2 separate regions of the Homo sapiens genome follow, and region 2 is linked to region 1. A link is a loop called in an ENCODE intact Hi-C map of the cell type or tissue named here. Cell type or tissue: PC-3. All regions are shown on one strand. Each heading gives the region's core, and the rest is flanking DNA. Links, peaks and the distances in the headings are about the cores only. Region 1 overlaps TRABD2B (TraB domain containing 2B). Region 2 overlaps TRABD2B (TraB domain containing 2B).

Region 1 (8,333 bases), core at 45-8,044:
GAGGATTAAATACGATAATGTTTGCAAAGTACTTAGCATTACATGCGCTGGCTTCCTTCCATTTTTCTGGAAGGAAGGTGAGAAGGACAGAGGGAGTGAAGAAAGAAAATGGTGATCCCTTCCAAGGACAGGCAAACATGCCCAATGGACATCAGAAGTGTAAAATTGTGTTTTTGCAGCTCCAGAGTAACTTTCTTGTGACATTTGGGGTTTTAATGGATTCCAGAAACCTGAAAGTTTCTCTGCAGTCAGAACAGGATGTTTAACTTTCGTCCTTTATGAGAAAAAAAAATGATGCACTCACTAATCTCTTCATTCACTGGAAATACGTGGGAAACAATGAGAAATGGGCTCAAAAAAGCAAACATGAAATGTGCTATTTTAAAATACTAGCAACCAACAGAGTGTTGCAAAATGTGGCTGGAATCAATAACAAAACTTTTGGAGATGAATCATTGAAATCGATGCTTTATCAGGGGTAAAATGCTTGGGAAGCTCCAATTTTGGAGGCCTGAAATGGAGTTTGGACTTCCTTTATTACCTCGAGGGCAGGAAGAGGAGATCCATTTGTTTGAAAGGGGTAGGAGGTGAACCTGATTGCTGAAAAAACACCGTCTCCTTGTTTGTTTCTCTTGAATTCCTACCTAATGTGAAATGAGGAAAAGGGAACTATTTTACAGAAAACCTCAATGTGGAGCAACTCAGAAGTCCCAAAGCACCATTCGCATTTGGTGTCTAGAGGGACAGGATCATTCTTCAATTTAAAATGACATGAATTCCTGAACTACATGCTTTATGAAGCCAAGGCCTGTGCTGACTTTGGATATCACTATTCCCAGAGCCTAATCTAGCATCTGACATATGGCTGGTAAACACTTTTCAGTGAAGAAAGAAAGGACAGAAGGAAGACAGCAAAGGAGGAAGGAAGGACAGAAGGAAGAGAGAATGAGGTCATGGTTGGGACTCTGTAGACTCTAAAGCGGGGTCCCCAATCCTGGGTCATGGACTGGTACATGTCCATGGCCTGCGAGGAACTGGGCCACACAGCAGGAGGTGAGCAGTGGGCAAGTGAGCGAGCATTACCGCCTGAGCTTCGCCTCCTGTCCTATCAGCAGTCTCATTAGATTCTCATAGGAGCAGGAACCCTATTGTGAACTGCACATGTGAGGGATCTAGGCTGCATGCTCCTTAGGAGAATCTAATGCCTGATGATCTGAGGTGAAACAATTTCATCACTAAACCATCCCCTCCACCCTCCTCACCCTAGACTGTGGAAAAATTATCTTCCACCAAACTGGTCCCTGGTGCCAAAAAGGTTGGGAACCACTGCTCTAAAGCACGGTCCAGACTAGGGGGACATCACTCTACTCAAGCGCAATCTGCCTAGAAACATAAAGGAATTTTGAACTGTAGACTTCATCTTCCCCAGCTGGGCAAGTGTCCACAGTCATTTTTGTAAAAACTGAGATATTCATTTGTTGGTAAACTGGAGACTCTTCATCCCAACAGTCCCTTCTTGGGTCCTCACTCTGGACTCTGCCCATGAGCATCACGCAGCAGTTAGAGAAAGGTTTGATGCCTCTGGGAAGATTCCCCTAATTGGTCCCCTTCTTCTTTCCTCCCTCCCTCCTTCCCCCAAATGAATTATGCTCATCCTCTACCTGTGCTTCCCCCATAAGAATTCCATGTCATGGAATTGTCTCTTGAAGTATTCATTTCTCCCACCTTGAGGGTAGGAACTGTCTTACACATATTCCATTCATACACATACATGTATACATATATACAAAACCATTCATATTAGGTTGGTTCTCAATAAAATTTTACTAAATAAATGGACAGACATTGCTGATTAGCAGGAAAAAGAAAAGGAAAAGTCTCAAGACTTGTTGAACCTAAGACAAATAAAAATATTTTCTGATTTCCAGCAATAGGTCTGCAATGTGCTGGAAAGTAAACTCATTGTAACCACCAAATCAGTCAGCAACAACAGGTGTGATCACCGATTTAAGCAAACATGCGCCACGGTGGTCCGCAAAAGAAGATGATGCTGTGATGGCATGTGTCCTCTCCAAAGGGCACCCTGTTTTCCATTCTGGATATCTGCAGTCTCCCAGGTTCAGAGATTCAGCATGGGGAGGTAAGGACTGGTTCGCCAAGTCTTGGGGCTGTGGAGTTGACCAGTTCTTGGCCAGGGTTACTTCTTCTTCATCAAGGGAGAGGGCAGAGAGAAGGCAGGAAAAGAAGGCTTGAAGAACCTATTTCTGAGGCTCAATGGCCATCAGATAGCGCTCAAAATCGCATTGCCTTTGAGCACAGGAGAGCTGAATCAGAAACACATGGCACATTCCCTCCCAATCACATGCGGTTTGGGAAATCAAGGCAAATCAAAAGCAAAGAACATTTGGAAGCCACGGAGGCAGCTGGGGCTGGGTCCCAGCAGTTGTGCTATGGAAGGGGTATGAGGGTGGTGGAGGGGGAGATTCTCTGCAGACCTAACCCATCAGACCAACAAGAAAGTGGGAGCCCCTGGGTATCAGTCAGGATCCAATCAGGGAACCACACAGTAATTTGAGCACACCTAGCGTCCCAAGAGCTGGACTGAAGATCCCCATTTCTTACCTTGAATAATGATTGCCTTTGCCTACCTGGCAAGGAAACCTGCAGCTAAAGATTTAAAATTTCACCAATCAATATGTTATCTGGTATTTCTTGTACTCCCATCCCACCTGTAACTGCAAGGGAGAAGCAGGCCTTCATCTCAGAGTGGAAGTAGAGATGGGGGTTAGGGAGGGGAGCCTGGAGATCAGTGGATAGATCACTCCCCATTAGAGATGCAGACCTGAACCCAGCTCTGATGACGATAAACAACACTGTATGATGATGTTCTTGCATTACACAGAGAAAACTGATGGGAATTCTGTGTTGCTGGTAGCTGCAGAACAGTTTACACCTATGAAGCACTTCCACAACTAGCTGGAGGCTCACAGCCTTACCTCATCTTCCTCAATTTCCTACACCCCTTCCCCCTAGCCTCAATCAGAATGAATCCCTCTCCCAGGCACCCACCTATGTCTGTCTGTGTCTTTATGATGGCACTTGTCACCATGCATCAGGATTACTCATGCGCACGTCCCCTCCTGTTTTCCAGCACACACGGAAGGAAGGAAACATGCATTGCCCACATCACCTGCCTCAGGCCTTGTGCTTGTGTTAGTGACACAAAAATGAATCAGTTGTACTTCCTAACCTCAAATGGCTCAGGGTCTAGTGTGGGACACAGACATGGGAGGAGGTACATCACAAGCCAGCATGACCTACGTTAAATGGGAACAAAGTGCAGCAGGAAGCCTGACTGGGATGTGATGCACTCTTAAACTTAGTGTGTCAGGGAGGATGGGTCAGTTTGAGCTGAATCTTGAAGGACAATGGGATTGTCTAGGCAGATCAGACCAGGAAGGGCATTTAGGCAGGGAGAACAGCATATGAAGAATGTGGAGGCACTGAATTTTATAAAGCATCAGGACTGCAGGGAGACATTCCTTTGGGTTAGAGCATACAGCATAAAAATAATCATAATCAGGGTAATAATGATAGCTACACCTACATCTTTTCTTGTTTTCTATATGCCAGACTATTCTAAGTGCTTTACATGTGTTGACTCTTCTTAATCTTCACAAACAAGCCTATGAGGTAGATAATATTATTCCCATTTTACAGTTAAGGAAACTGAGGCACAGTCACTTGCCCAAGTAGTAAGGGGCTGAGAGTTATGAGAGTTACAGGGTGGAAGCTAGAGAGGTGGGCAGGAGCAGGAGAATGTGCTTGGGTGAACTGCAAAGGACCCAGGAAACCCCAGCATACGCCGTCAGTGTGGCCCCTCCCAGATCCTCCCCTGCCCTCAATCCCTGCAGTAACCAGAACCAGACCTGGATTAGGGTTTGAAATCTGACAGGAGGCAAGTTGGCTCAGAGCCAGCAAGGAAATTCATTCACTTTCAAAAACAAACCAGCCCCCACAGCCACCCCGCCACACGTACACACTGCATGCCTACTGAACAGAATGACTTGGAGCCCTGAATGAACCGCCCTGAATGGCCGCCCAGGGAGTGGAACCATTTTCATCCTCTGTGGGCTGGTTCCTGCAAGGCTCATACCTGCCGCTCACACACTCAGAGCCAGAGATGGTCGGGACAGGTGGGAAGATGTGTTGGAGGGAGCTAACCCTGCCCACTTCACAGGTAGGGAAAGCGAAGCCCTGAGAAGGCAGTGGTTCCCAGTGAGCTGGTTAGAGGCAGAGCCTGCTTAAGGATCCTGGTGCTCTGACCTCCATTCCAGTGCTCTGTCTTTTCATCGCTCATCCATTTCCTCCTGGCCCCCCCAGGAAGTGACTAGCTCTCTACACCAGCAACATGGGGATCTTGGTACAAACAATGGCCAAATGGCCTCTGCAGTGATCAGGGACTTCTCCAAGGAAGGAGAAGGACCAAGGGGGCCAACAGGTGCCTGTGCGTCAGTGCACTGGTGCACTCCCAAGGGATATCTGGGATATGAGTCATCTTGCATCTGCTCTGGGGAACAAGAGTCTATTAATGAGCCATTGAACTCTGGGCTCCTGCAAGGCAGGGCAGTTCCATGTTCAGGATGGACCAGGTGTGTGATGTGTCGGTCTGATGCACCTTGGGAGGACAGCAGCATGCAGGGTCATGGCAGCACTAGTCCCATCCTCTCTGGGGACCCTATGTCTGTGGGCTCAGGCCTGTTTTGCATCTACAGTCTAATTCACTCCAGTCCCTCTGGACCTGTGTCTGGCCTCCCAGGATAACATTCCACTCCCTTTCTGGGTCATGGCTCAGGCTTGCAAGTCTGGCTGTTGTGGTTTCAGATGACCTTGAGCAGGCTGCTTGTATTCCTTAACCTCATAGACCTCACTGGCTGCCACTCTCCCTGCCACCTCCGGGAGACTGAAAAGAATTAATGAATGGAGGAATGGATGGATGGATGAAGAGGTAAATGCCAGGCCCCACAAGGAACAGGGGCAGCAACAGAGCTAGCAGCCTGGGGTCCCAACTCCCAGCCCAAGTATTGCCTTTACCTCTCTGGCTTCAACTCCCCATGTGCATGTGGGGAGGCAGCTGAGCAGAAGTGGGTGGGCAGCTGGTATAGATGGTGAGAGAATGAAGATGGAGTGAGGGAGAAGTAAGGCCAAGGAAGAGTCAGAGAAGGACTGAGATGTCTACTAAGAAGCTGTCCCATGAGAACAATCCTTATACGTTATTTACCTTATCTTGGGGAGAATCTGGCTCCCTGGAGGGATAGGGAGTCCCTTGAGAAGACTGGGTTGGTGGGGAAGGTCCAGGGAGTGGGGGGAAGGCTGGGAGTTTGACCTGGGCATGGCTGCTACCTGTGGGGCCCTCAGGGCTCCTGTGCCTGACAGACAATGATGTCTCCTATCTTTGTCCTTTGGGGCTGCTATAATGAAATACTATAGACTGAGAAATTTATAAACAATAGGATTTATTTCTCACTGTTCTGGAGGCTGGGAAGTTTAGATCAAAGTGCCGGCAGATTCAGTGCCTGGTGGGGCCCACTTCCTGCAATCATAGATGGTGCCTTCTTGCCATGTCCTCACTGGTGGAAGGGGCTAGCTAGCTCTAGGGGGTAGCTTTAATCCGATCATTAATCATTAACAAAATTAATCATTAACAGCATTAATCCTATCGTGAGGGCAGAGCCCTCATGACCTAATTGCCTCCCAAAGGCCCCACCCTAATACCATCACCTTGAAGGTCAAGATTTCAACATGTGAATTTTGGGGGGATAGAAACATCTGGACCATAGCACCTCCCATGCTTAGAGCCCAGAACCTGAGTGAGGGATGAAGCTGGTGTGTGGCTCACCCAAGTACCAGTAAGGGAGCTTTTCCAAAGTGTCCACAATGTTGATGTCAGGTAGTCTTTATTTGCCTCTCTTTACCAAATTTATGGGGTGGATATATCCATTTCTGGCTCACTGTCTAAAGAGCTCCAAACATACACTCTTTACAAGCAAAAGTCAGCAGGGGCAGCAGACAGCATGTGGCTGGGGCGAGGGCGTGTGCTACACAGAGCAAGCTCACAGGACCAGGACAACGAGGGAAGCAGGGTGTTGGCTGCATCATCTTCCAGATGTGTCTACACCAGCAGATTTTCCTGTCTAGACCATGCGACTGATTTTCCACTCCCAGTGGAGAAGGTCTGAACACGTGTCAAGCCATGCACGGTCTTGGTGGCCCTGTGAAGCCTGAGAGAGGACCACACCAAGAATCTATTGTGTGCCAGGCCCTGGGGACTAGAACATTGTCCAGCACATTATTTTACTATGTCAGAATCTGCATGAATTAATACAAAGGACTAAACACCAAGAGTCGGTTTGGGAGTCATTCTGACACTATATAAAGTAGGTGTTTGCTTTTTTTCTCTCCTTTTAAGACAAAACACTGGCTTTCTGTGTAAGAACATGGGTTATGAGAGGACACAGATGCTAGGAGAAAAATGTGTGACTGGAGAACTTGCTGTCACTTGCCTCAAAGCTAACCATGGCCAGACTGTGACCCTGTCTTAGAGAAAGAAGACTACCTGTCTAGCAGAGGTCAGGATAGAGTGAGTAGCTTGTAAAAATGGAAACTTGCAAAGAGAGCCCCATCTCTAGTGCAAGGGGTAAGTGGGTGAATTCCTGATGGGCAAAGTGGCCTAATGAGTGAGCAACTTGGGAACTTAGAGATAAAAGAATTCAATTCTGTTCCCTAACTCCCAGACTATTTTATTTTTAAATTGATTAATTAATTTTTTTTTTTTTTTTTTTTTTTTGAGACGGAGTCTCGCTCTGTCGCCCAGGCCGGACTGCGGACTGCGGACTGCAGTGGCGCAATCTCGGCTCACTGCAAGCTCCGCTTCCCGGGTTCACGCCATTCTCCTGCCTCAGCCTCCCGAGTAGCTGGGACTACAGGCGCCCGCCACCGCGCCCGGCTAATTTTTTGTATTTTTAGTAGAGACGGGGTTTCACCTTGTTAGCCAGGATGGTCTCGATCTCCTGACCTCATGATCCACCCGCCTCGGCCTCCCAAAGTGCTGGGATTACAGGCGTGAGCCACCGCGCCCGGCCTTTTTTTTTTTTTTAAGAGACAAGGTCTCCCTGTTGCTCAGGCTGGAGTGCAGTAGCAGGATTATAGCTCACTGAAGCTTTGAACTCTTGGGCTCAAGGGATCCTCCCACCTCAGCCTCCTGAGTAGTTGGGACGACCGACATGCACCACCAGGCCTGGCTAATATATATATATATATACACGCACACACACACACATATACACATATATTTTTAAGAGACGGATTGGTCTCCAATTCCTGGTCTCAGGTGGTCTCCCTGCCACAGCCTCCCAAGTGCTGGGATTACAGGAGTGAGCCACTGTGCCCAGCCTGCACTCTCATTTTAGACAGGAAAAAACTGAGGTCTTGAAACAAGAAGTGGTTATTCTTGTCTCCTCACTCACTGCTTCTGAACCCAGGAGCTCCTCAACTCAGTCTGTCCTCACACACTTGCTCATAGTGACTTCAAGATCCTGGTGGGGTTTTGGCGAAGGATGTAGCGCTTTCACCCAGGACTCTATATGGGTGACAAAATCAGTGCTGTAAGGCTCATGGGCTCAGACTGAGAGGTTTGGAATATGTCTCTAGGGCAGGCTAAGCCTTAGGTGTTAAAAGGAGATCAGCCCCTCCCAGATAGGAAACAGTCTGTTCCAAGTTGTTAAAAGCATGTTAGCACTCCATGGAGACTTCTTCCTGAGTACAGTGGAAGACTGAAAATTTCCTACCACAATAGGAGCTGAGAGTGTTCTTTAGTATTCACGCACAGCACGCGGCAACACTAGATATGCTGCCCTTAAAGCTAAAAAGTCCTAGATTTCAATAAGCTTTCTCTTAAGCTAAGAAGGACAAAGTGGGCTGGGCGTGGTGGCTCATGCCTGTAATTCCAACACTTTGGGAGGCAGAGGCAGGAGCACCGCTTTACCCCAGGAGTTCAAGACCAGCCTGGGCAATATGGCAAAACCCTGTCTCTACAAAACATATAAAAATCAGCTGGGTGTGGTGGTGCATGTCTGTGGTCCCAGCTACTCAGAAGGCTGAGGTGGGGGCATCACTTAAGCCCAGGAGATGGAGGTTGCAGTGAACCATGATCGTGCTACTGCACAACAGAGTGAAACCCTGTCTCAAAAAAAAAAAAAAAAAAAAAAAAAAGAAGAAGGAAAGGAAGAAAGAAAGAAAGAGCAGAAAAGAAAAGGACAAAGTGACTTCTTCTA
Region 2 (8,333 bases), core at 43-8,042, 71 kb after region 1:
TCTGGAAGCAGGGATTTGAGATAGTTTCTTGGCAGGAGGAGGATAAGAGGTTGACTTTAATGGGTTCTGAATCTCATACACAGAAAAGTAAGAGTGTGTGCATGAGACAGACAGAGACAGAGACAGAGACAGAGAGGGGCAGACTGACAGAGGGGTGTGAATTAGGAGGAAGAAACAGCTTAGGGAAAGATGAGTGGCATGCAGGAAAGAGCTTTCCAGGCTAGGGTGCCTGGGATAACGGTGATGAGGAAGAGAACGAGGATCACGGAGACCACATGGTGAGGAGCCTTGAATTCCTAATGCCAACCCCCCCACCCCCAGGATTCTGTAATTATCATTAATTAGTAAGTTCCACTTTCGATTAGGGTATGCAGGCAGAAGATGGGATTGAAAGCACAGGCAGAGAGTTTTGAAAGTTTTTGAGGTCAAAATCCAATAAAAGCCAACATGACAATGAAGAGAAGACATTCAATGAGCAGGCTGGTGCACACAGACCAGGATACCAGGATGGATGTTGTGATTTAAGTTAGAGAAGTTCTACTTTTAAATGTTATCATTAAATGATAAGAAGATTTTAAATGATAGTAGTAGTAATACTAAGAATAAAATAAGGTAGCAGTGAAGAACACTGATGAGAGCTTACAGTTATGCAGGATTGCCATTTGCCAGGTGCCATGTTCTCTGTTCTGTCTGAGTTCTCTTTTAGTCCTCTCAACAGCCCTATGAGACAGGGACACTGTAATCCCCTGGACAGAAAAATTACGGGAGCTTGAAGAGGTGGAGTTACTTGTCCTAATTCACCCAGCTCATGAGAAGCTGGGCTGGGAGTCTAACTCTGATACTAACCACAAGACTATTTCAGTGTCACTGTTACAGACAGGAAAACTGAAGCCTCCAGAGGACAAGTGACTTACTCAAGGTCACACAAGGAGTCCTCCTTTCCAAGTCCTTCATTCAAACATAAACTCAGAGCTTCCTAGGAACCAGGCTCTGTCTAGCTCAGGCCTCTGGTAACTTCTGGACTATTCCATAGCCTCCTTACTGGCCTTCCTGCCTCTAGCCTCTCCTTTCTAGTCCACCTCCCTCCCACACTGAATCCAGAGTGGTCCTTCTGAGATCCAAGCAAACCTTGCAGAGCTCCCAATGCCCCAGGAAACACTCTATCATGGAAGGCCCTTCACGATCTGGCTCCAACCGAATTTCCTAGCCTTCCGTTCCCCACCATCCCTGATGCACCCTTTATTAAGCTTCTCCCTGGCCCTGATCACCATGTGGTTTCCCACAGGGACTCTTGCTTACACCGTCTGCTCCTGTTTACAGTGCCCTTAGACCCCTTCTCTGTCCTATCCGTAAACTCTGACTCTTCAAGATGCAGCCTTGCTGAACCTCCCCTGGCTCCCAGGTAGAATGGATAATGCTTCCAGCACCCAGCACCCTGCAGAATTCTTGTGCAGCAGGATCACTCTCCTTGCTTCACAGGTAGCTGAGTAGTTACCTGTCTCCACCATCAGACTGTGAGCATCTCAAAAACAAGTCACTGTGTCCGACGATGGCGATGATGGAATTTGTTGGGGTGTACTATGGACAGGGACTATTATTATATAATACTTGAGAAAACTGAGGCGCAGAGACAGAGGAATGGCCCAAGTCCACACGCTCTAGGAAGAATCAAGCTGGAGCTGGTGCAGAAGTCACATGCCTGCCTGCTGTGTCACTACTGCTTCCTGGAGAGCTCTAGATGTGGCAGATGTGACTACACGTTCCCTCCCATGAACTGAAGATCAGTGGCTGCAGGGCCAGGACCCCACAGGCTTCCTGAGCCCCGCTACAGTGCTCTGTCCCCATCTGCCAGGGGGGCTTGCTGGACAGGACCTTGCCATCCAGCTTCGACCTGAGTCATCTCCTAAAGTCCAATAAAACCCAGGGACAGAGGCAGGATGCAGGAATAAAAATAAGCTTCAGCCAGAGAGAAATAAAGGCAGCAGTGTGGGGGAATCTCGAGAGCATGGCAGTCCAGGAATCCGGAGGGGAAAATGCCCATAATGGCGTATTTTCCAGCAGTGAAAAACATTAAGACCCACTTTAGAAATGTAGTTCTCACCACAGCTATTCCTGGACTCCAGCCCAGAAGAGCAGTAGGGCCATATGAATGACACTCTCCACCCACACTTACCCACTCCCGACTGGCTGGCTGTCTCTGTCCCAAAACATCTTGTGCTTCTTCCGTGCAGCCTTCCCAGACTTACCCCTCCTCCTTTCTCTCTGTGGCCAGAGGATGCCAGAGAAGAGCAGCACCTCTGAGACTCTCACCCTGGCCACTCCTCATCCTAACCAAGGAGAGGAGAGGGGACCTATTCAAGGTCCCAGAACCTCAGTGGTAGAGCCAAGATGAACACCAAGTTCCTTAGAGTAGAAGTCCCCAAGCTTCCGCTAGCCACACTGTGTCTCATTACCCTCCCCCGCCACCAGACCCCATCCTGATAAGCACACACGTGCATGTACACACACCCATGCACACACATACACATCTATGTGTACACATGAATATACACACAAACACACTTGTATGCACACACTCGCAGACATACATGTACACACATATACACATACTTGCACACACAAACACATAGATGTGTGCCCACTTACCCACAAAAATGCACCTGGTTCAAGAAAAAGTGAACTACATTGAGAACTGGGAAACCTGACTTCCAATTTACCTGGACACTGCCTAGCTATGTGAACCTGGCTAAGTCATTTCACAGTCTCAGTTCTCCATGTATAAACCAGGCTAGTAATCACCTTGCCTACCTCTCCAGGCTGTCTGTTACAAGGTTGAAAGGAGAGGTGTGAGAAGGTACTGATGAGCTACGCTCACTTGCCTCTGTCTCCTTGGAAGCTGATGGCTTGGAAGCTCAGAGGCCCAGCCACTTGGGTTTGAGTCCCTTCTCTGCCACATACTATCTGTGTGACCCTGGGCAAGTAAGTTCACCTCTCTGTGCTTCAGTTTCCTCATCTGCAAAAAAGGAATAATTATAGAACTTAGCCACCAGGTTTTAGTGTGAGGATTCAATGAATTAACACTTGTGAAGTTCTTGGAACAATGCCTGGGCTATTATAAGTGCCAATAAATGTTAGTCAATGGAATACCATTGTCAAATTAATACTTATTAACTTAGCTTTGCCTGGTGCAACACAGGAGTTCAGTAAATGTTTGTCTAATGAATGACTAAACACTATTGGAAGAGGAGGGTGATGCAATCAGATTTACTCACACCTGGTACTGGGAGTAAATCTGACTGCATTATGGTCTCTCTGAATTAGGTTCTGCCTTCCTCTTCCTTCTTTTGTTCTCAGACTCCCTGGTTCACCAGGGACACCAAGAGTCCCCAGTACCCCATTCAGGATGTCACGTTCTCTACCTATGGGTGAGCAAAAGCCTCCTGCCCTCTTTGGAAAATAAGCATGGCAGTTCCTAGGCTCATTGGCCCAGAGCATTTAAGCACTTAAGAGCAGAGCAGGGCCAGAGCTGGAAGTGGTTGGAACGGGGTGAAGGGGACGATCAGGGGAGGCAGTGGCTCCATAGCTGCAGTGTTTATACATTTGCAGTGTCCTGCTCCAGCAATCAGCAAGCACTACTCCAGACCAAGTAGGGTTCAGGCACTCTGCTGTTCCTCTGCATGACTCAAAGGAGATGTGGCTGCTGCTATGATGACACTCTCAGGACATCCCTCACCACCCACCTACTGCCCTCCTGATCAGAAGAAATCTCCCAGATCCCGAGGCTTGGATCAAAATAATGATGACTACTGCAACAACAATAATGTTAATGACAATAATTTTGCACATTTACCAGGTTCCAGGCAGGCATTACTTTAAACTCTTTATGCATATTAATTTATTTGATGCTTGTAACAACCTAGGAGGCAGATACTATTATTACACTTATTTTACAGTTGAAGTAACGGAAGCAGAGGAGGCTTAGGAACTTGCTCTACACAGGAAGACTGGTAGGGGCCTGAGCTGGGATTTGAATGAGGCTGGCAATGTGAGAGCTCATGCTTCTTACTTGCTATACCCAAGCATTTACTGATTCGTCATTTCTAAGTATTTTAGTTGTTACTGGATTTTTCTTTTCTATTTTGAAAGCCTAAACCCAAACGTACTTGAATCCAAAAGAAGAGCACAGGCTTTGAAGTCAGGGAACAGTGGGTTCAAAGTCCAATCATTTGGTTATTCTGAGCCTTTAGAAAAGTTTCTTCCTCTCTCTGAGCCTTGGTTCCCCAATTTAAAAAAATGGGGATAACACTGGTTACTCCAGAACGGGGTTCTGAAGATTCAACGAGGACACGCACACGCAATCCCCACTCAAGGACATGGCACATGACTAGTGTTTAATCCATGTTAGGGTCCTTCCATTTTTGGCACGAAATTTCACATGTGTGTGAAAGATGCCAATGTTCCCCCACAGGTAAACTGTAAAATGTAATTAATATCAAGTTATAAAGTGATTATTGAGCTTCTACGTCCCATTATTACAAGTCAATATTGTGCACTTTCAGCCTTCATGGAGAAAGGAGGTTGAAAAAAGCACAAATAATCTCAAACAAAAAACAAATGCAAGCTCATTTCATTGGTTCTACACCCTAATGCAAGACCTTAGTTCCACAAAGATCACAGAAATCAGAGTCCAATTCTTCATTACAGATGGGGAAACAGAGGTCCTTAGAAGGACAGGGTCATATATTCAGCTACTGGAAGAGACACCCCCACTCACGCTAGAACTTATTCTCCTGACTCCAGCCTGGTGTGCTGGCACCACAAGAGGAATGCACATTTGCAACCTCTGCCTCAAAAAAGCAAAACAAAAACACAATGTAGAAAATTTCACTGTCTCTCTCTTTTCCAACTATACGTGAGATGCATCCAGAAAACACACACACACACACACACACACACACACACACACACACACAGAACACAATGGAAAGAAACATCAGCTGCAATTTATGAGATATGCCTTCAAATAGAATTTACTGGAACTCAACCATGAGCATTTACCACACACCTACTGCCTGCCAGGCCCCATGCTTGTTGCTTTACACACATTATGTCTTCTAATCAATGCTGACAATAGTCATCTGAGATTCAGCCAGACACTCAACTAATCATTTCTGCAACCTAATATATGCTATGCACTGTCATGAGCAATAACCAGGGCCAGGGGCCATCAAGGGAGGCTTCCCAGACCTGAGGCTTGGCAAAGCCTTAAAGGAGGAAGCTACCTGGGGAATAAAGGATGATGCTGCAGGACACGGGAGTGCATGAGCCCAGGAATGGAGGGGCCACAGAACATGAAATTCTCAGGGGTGTGGAGAGAGGGAGCAGGGGGAATGGCAGAAGAGTTGGATCCAGCTAGGTCCTATGAAAAGAGAGCAACCTTGGCACTGAGCTGTGAATGGTGGGAACTCTGGATGGTGGTTCTCAAGAAATATTTGTTGAATGAATAAATAAATGTATGAATTCAGAGCCAGTGGAGAATGAAGTAAAGACCAATGGGAAAAAAGAAATAACCATTAGGAAGTGTCTCAGGGAACAGAAGCCAAGACAGAGTCAGAGGTGCAAGCAACTCACTGGGAGTAATGCTTACGAAAGGCAAAGGACAGAAGAAGCACAAGTAGGCAAGGAAAAAGTTGACTGTAGTGCAGGCCAGACATGGTGAAAAGAGCAGGTGGAGGAAGGAAGAAGGATCAGGTAGGAAGTGCTGCAGACTGAAGCCCCTCTACACATTTCTCAGCCTGCCCAACAAGAAGCTCCGGTGCAAAAATTGTCCATACAGGAGTTTGGGCAGAAATGGTCAGGCTTGACTGTTAGCTGGAAGTCTGCCACTTCTCTCTACTCCCTGGCAGCAGACTCTTCCCGAAGGCAGATGTAAGCAGCTCACGGACATGGCTACCACAGTAGAAGATGTGATAAGCAGGCTGATTCCAGAACACCAAGGAGGAAATAGCCAGCTCTGTCCTGGGCAAACTTCCCGGGAGGGAACATCTCAGAGGAGATTTGGAGGTTGAGAACAAACACTCATTAGATAGAAAAAAGGGGGCTACAATTCTTGGAGTAGAAAATGAACCCCCAAAGGCACTGATGCGGGGACAAGTCTGAAATGTGCTGCAGGACATGTAGTTCAGTGATTCTGGAGCTTAGGAAGGGCTGGGGAAGTTGGGGGTGGGTGGGGAACAGATCTCCAAGGGCTGTGTATGCCACGGGACTGATTCAGACTTCACGGCCCAGGCAATGGGGAGCTCTGAAAGAAGGAGTTGTGTGTGCATTTCTGTTTTAGATCTCTGTAGCAGCACTTGGAGATAGTGAAAGGGCAGGAAGGCAGGGAAGCAATGTTGCCATGTTCCAGGGAGACGATGAGCCCCCAGGCACATCTTGGATTGGACATGGATGTAGCCGTAGCTCTGAGCTCTGAAACTAGTCTAAGGGAAAGAGGCTTCAGGAAGGATTTTACCAGGTCCAACAAACATTTGCATGCTTTCTGCCTGTGTTACAGACCTTAAAGCTTTACTAGCCTGCTCTCAGAGCTTTCATGGTTTTCATTATTAAAAAATAATTTACATATAATAAATGCACCTTTTTTTGGTGTATGGTTCTGTGAGTTTTGATGAACATGTACAGTCATGTAACCACCCAAATTGAGATATAAAACAGTTCCAACACTCCAAAGAATTCGTGTCCCTCTGTAGTAAACCCTCCCTCCTCCTCAGTCCCTGACAATCACTGATGTTTTCTGTCTCTATAGTTTTTCCTTTTCCAGAATGTCATATAAATGAATCATTTTTCGGTCTGACTTCTTTTCATTCAGCACCATGCATTTGAGATTCATCAATGTTGGGCCTGTATCAGTAGTTTTTTTCCTTTTGTTGCTGAGCAGTATTTCATTATTTGGATACACCACAGTGTGTTGTATTGTCTCCCCAGTTTAGGGATATTTGGGTTGTTTAAATTTGGGGTAGCTACAAAGAAAGCCACTATAAACATTTCTGTGTGAACAGAGGTTTTGATTTCACTTGGTTAAATACCTGCAAGTGGGATTTCTGGATGTGGTAAGTGTATGTTTAATGTTATAAAAACTGCAAAACTGATTTCCAGAGTGGTTGTACCATTTTGCATTCCCAGCCACAATGTACAAGATTTGTAATAGCTCCTTAATCTCATCAACCCTTGCTATTATCGGTTTTAATTGTAGCCACTGGATTAACTGTACTGTAGTACTCCACTGTACTTTTACTTTGCATTTTTCTAATGACTAAACATGTTAAGCATCTTTTATTATGGTACTTACTTGCCATTCATATATCTTCTTTTGAGAAGTGTTCAAATCTTTTGCTTATTTAAAAAATTGTATTTGTTTTCTTATCATTTAGTTTTGAGCATTCTTTATATATTCTAAAGACAAGTTCTTTATCAGATATGTAATTTGCTTTGTCTCTGATCTTAGGGGAAAGTATTTTATTTTCACCATTATATATGATATTGCTTGTAGGTTTTTTGTAAATGTTCTTTATCAGATAAAGTTCTCTTCTAGTCCTAGTTTACTGAGAGTTTTTATCATGAGCAATATTGAATTTTGTCAAAGGCCTTTTCTGCATCTAATGAGATGATCATATGGGTTTTTCTTCTTTAGTCTACTGATTTAAGAAATTACATTGATTGATTTTTGAACATTAAACCAGCCTTGTATTCCCAGGATAATTCCTGGGTCATATTGTATTATCCTTTTTATATTTTGCTGGATTTGAATGACTAATAATTTTGTTGAGAGTTTTTGCATCAATTTAATGACACAAGGGGTTTTGGTCTATAGTTCTCTTATAATTTCTTGGCCTTGTTTTGGTATCAGGATAGTCCTGGCCTTATAAAGCTGGGAAGTGAGTTAGGAAGTGTTCCCTCCTCTACCCTCTCAAAATTTTATATTTTGTCCTTTCACTATTCTTTGTAGTCTTTTTCATCTGTGTTACTAGTTTTGCTAATTCAGTTTGCTTCAGAGACTCAATTGTGCTACACACAATAGCTCAAGGTGATGAAAAAAGACAAGTAAGACTAGGTTTTTTTTTTTTCCATATGGAGGTAAAGAGAAATAATAATAATAGGTACCTACCCTTTATTGAGCTCCTGGTCTTTTCCATGCATTTTACTCATATGAACACCAAACCTTTGTTGCAACCCTGTTATGCCAGCTTTAAGCATTTTAAGGATGAGAAAGTTTAGGCTTAGAAGAGGGAAGTAGCCTGTCTAAAGTCACATTATTCTCAAAAGCAAGAGCTGTGGTT

The links. Peaks named below come from ENCODE experiments on the same cell type or tissue, not always from the same donor. Only the 100,000 strongest peaks of a DNase experiment are listed, where the experiment ranks them.
Region 2: a loop joins it to region 1, with 13 times the contacts of the local background. A loop is called at or near these places in 3 of 110 quality-filtered maps.

What each region holds. Positions count from the first base shown.
Region 1 is chr1:47,867,430-47,875,762 of GRCh38, forward strand. The region is part of intron 2 of TRABD2B (TraB domain containing 2B); the gene reads right to left. Among named protein-coding and RNA genes, the nearest start is that of TRABD2B, 130 kb to the right of the region's middle. In PC-3, for the core only: no CTCF peak of the experiment used is centred there; DNase peaks (open chromatin) are centred at 3,242 and 4,532; H3K27ac peaks cover 5,255 bases.
Region 2 is chr1:47,938,828-47,947,160 of GRCh38, forward strand. The region is part of intron 2 of TRABD2B (TraB domain containing 2B); the gene reads right to left. Among named protein-coding and RNA genes, the nearest start is that of TRABD2B, 54 kb to the right of the region's middle. In PC-3, for the core only: no CTCF peak of the experiment used is centred there; a DNase peak (open chromatin) is centred at 3,254; H3K27ac peaks cover 1,029 bases.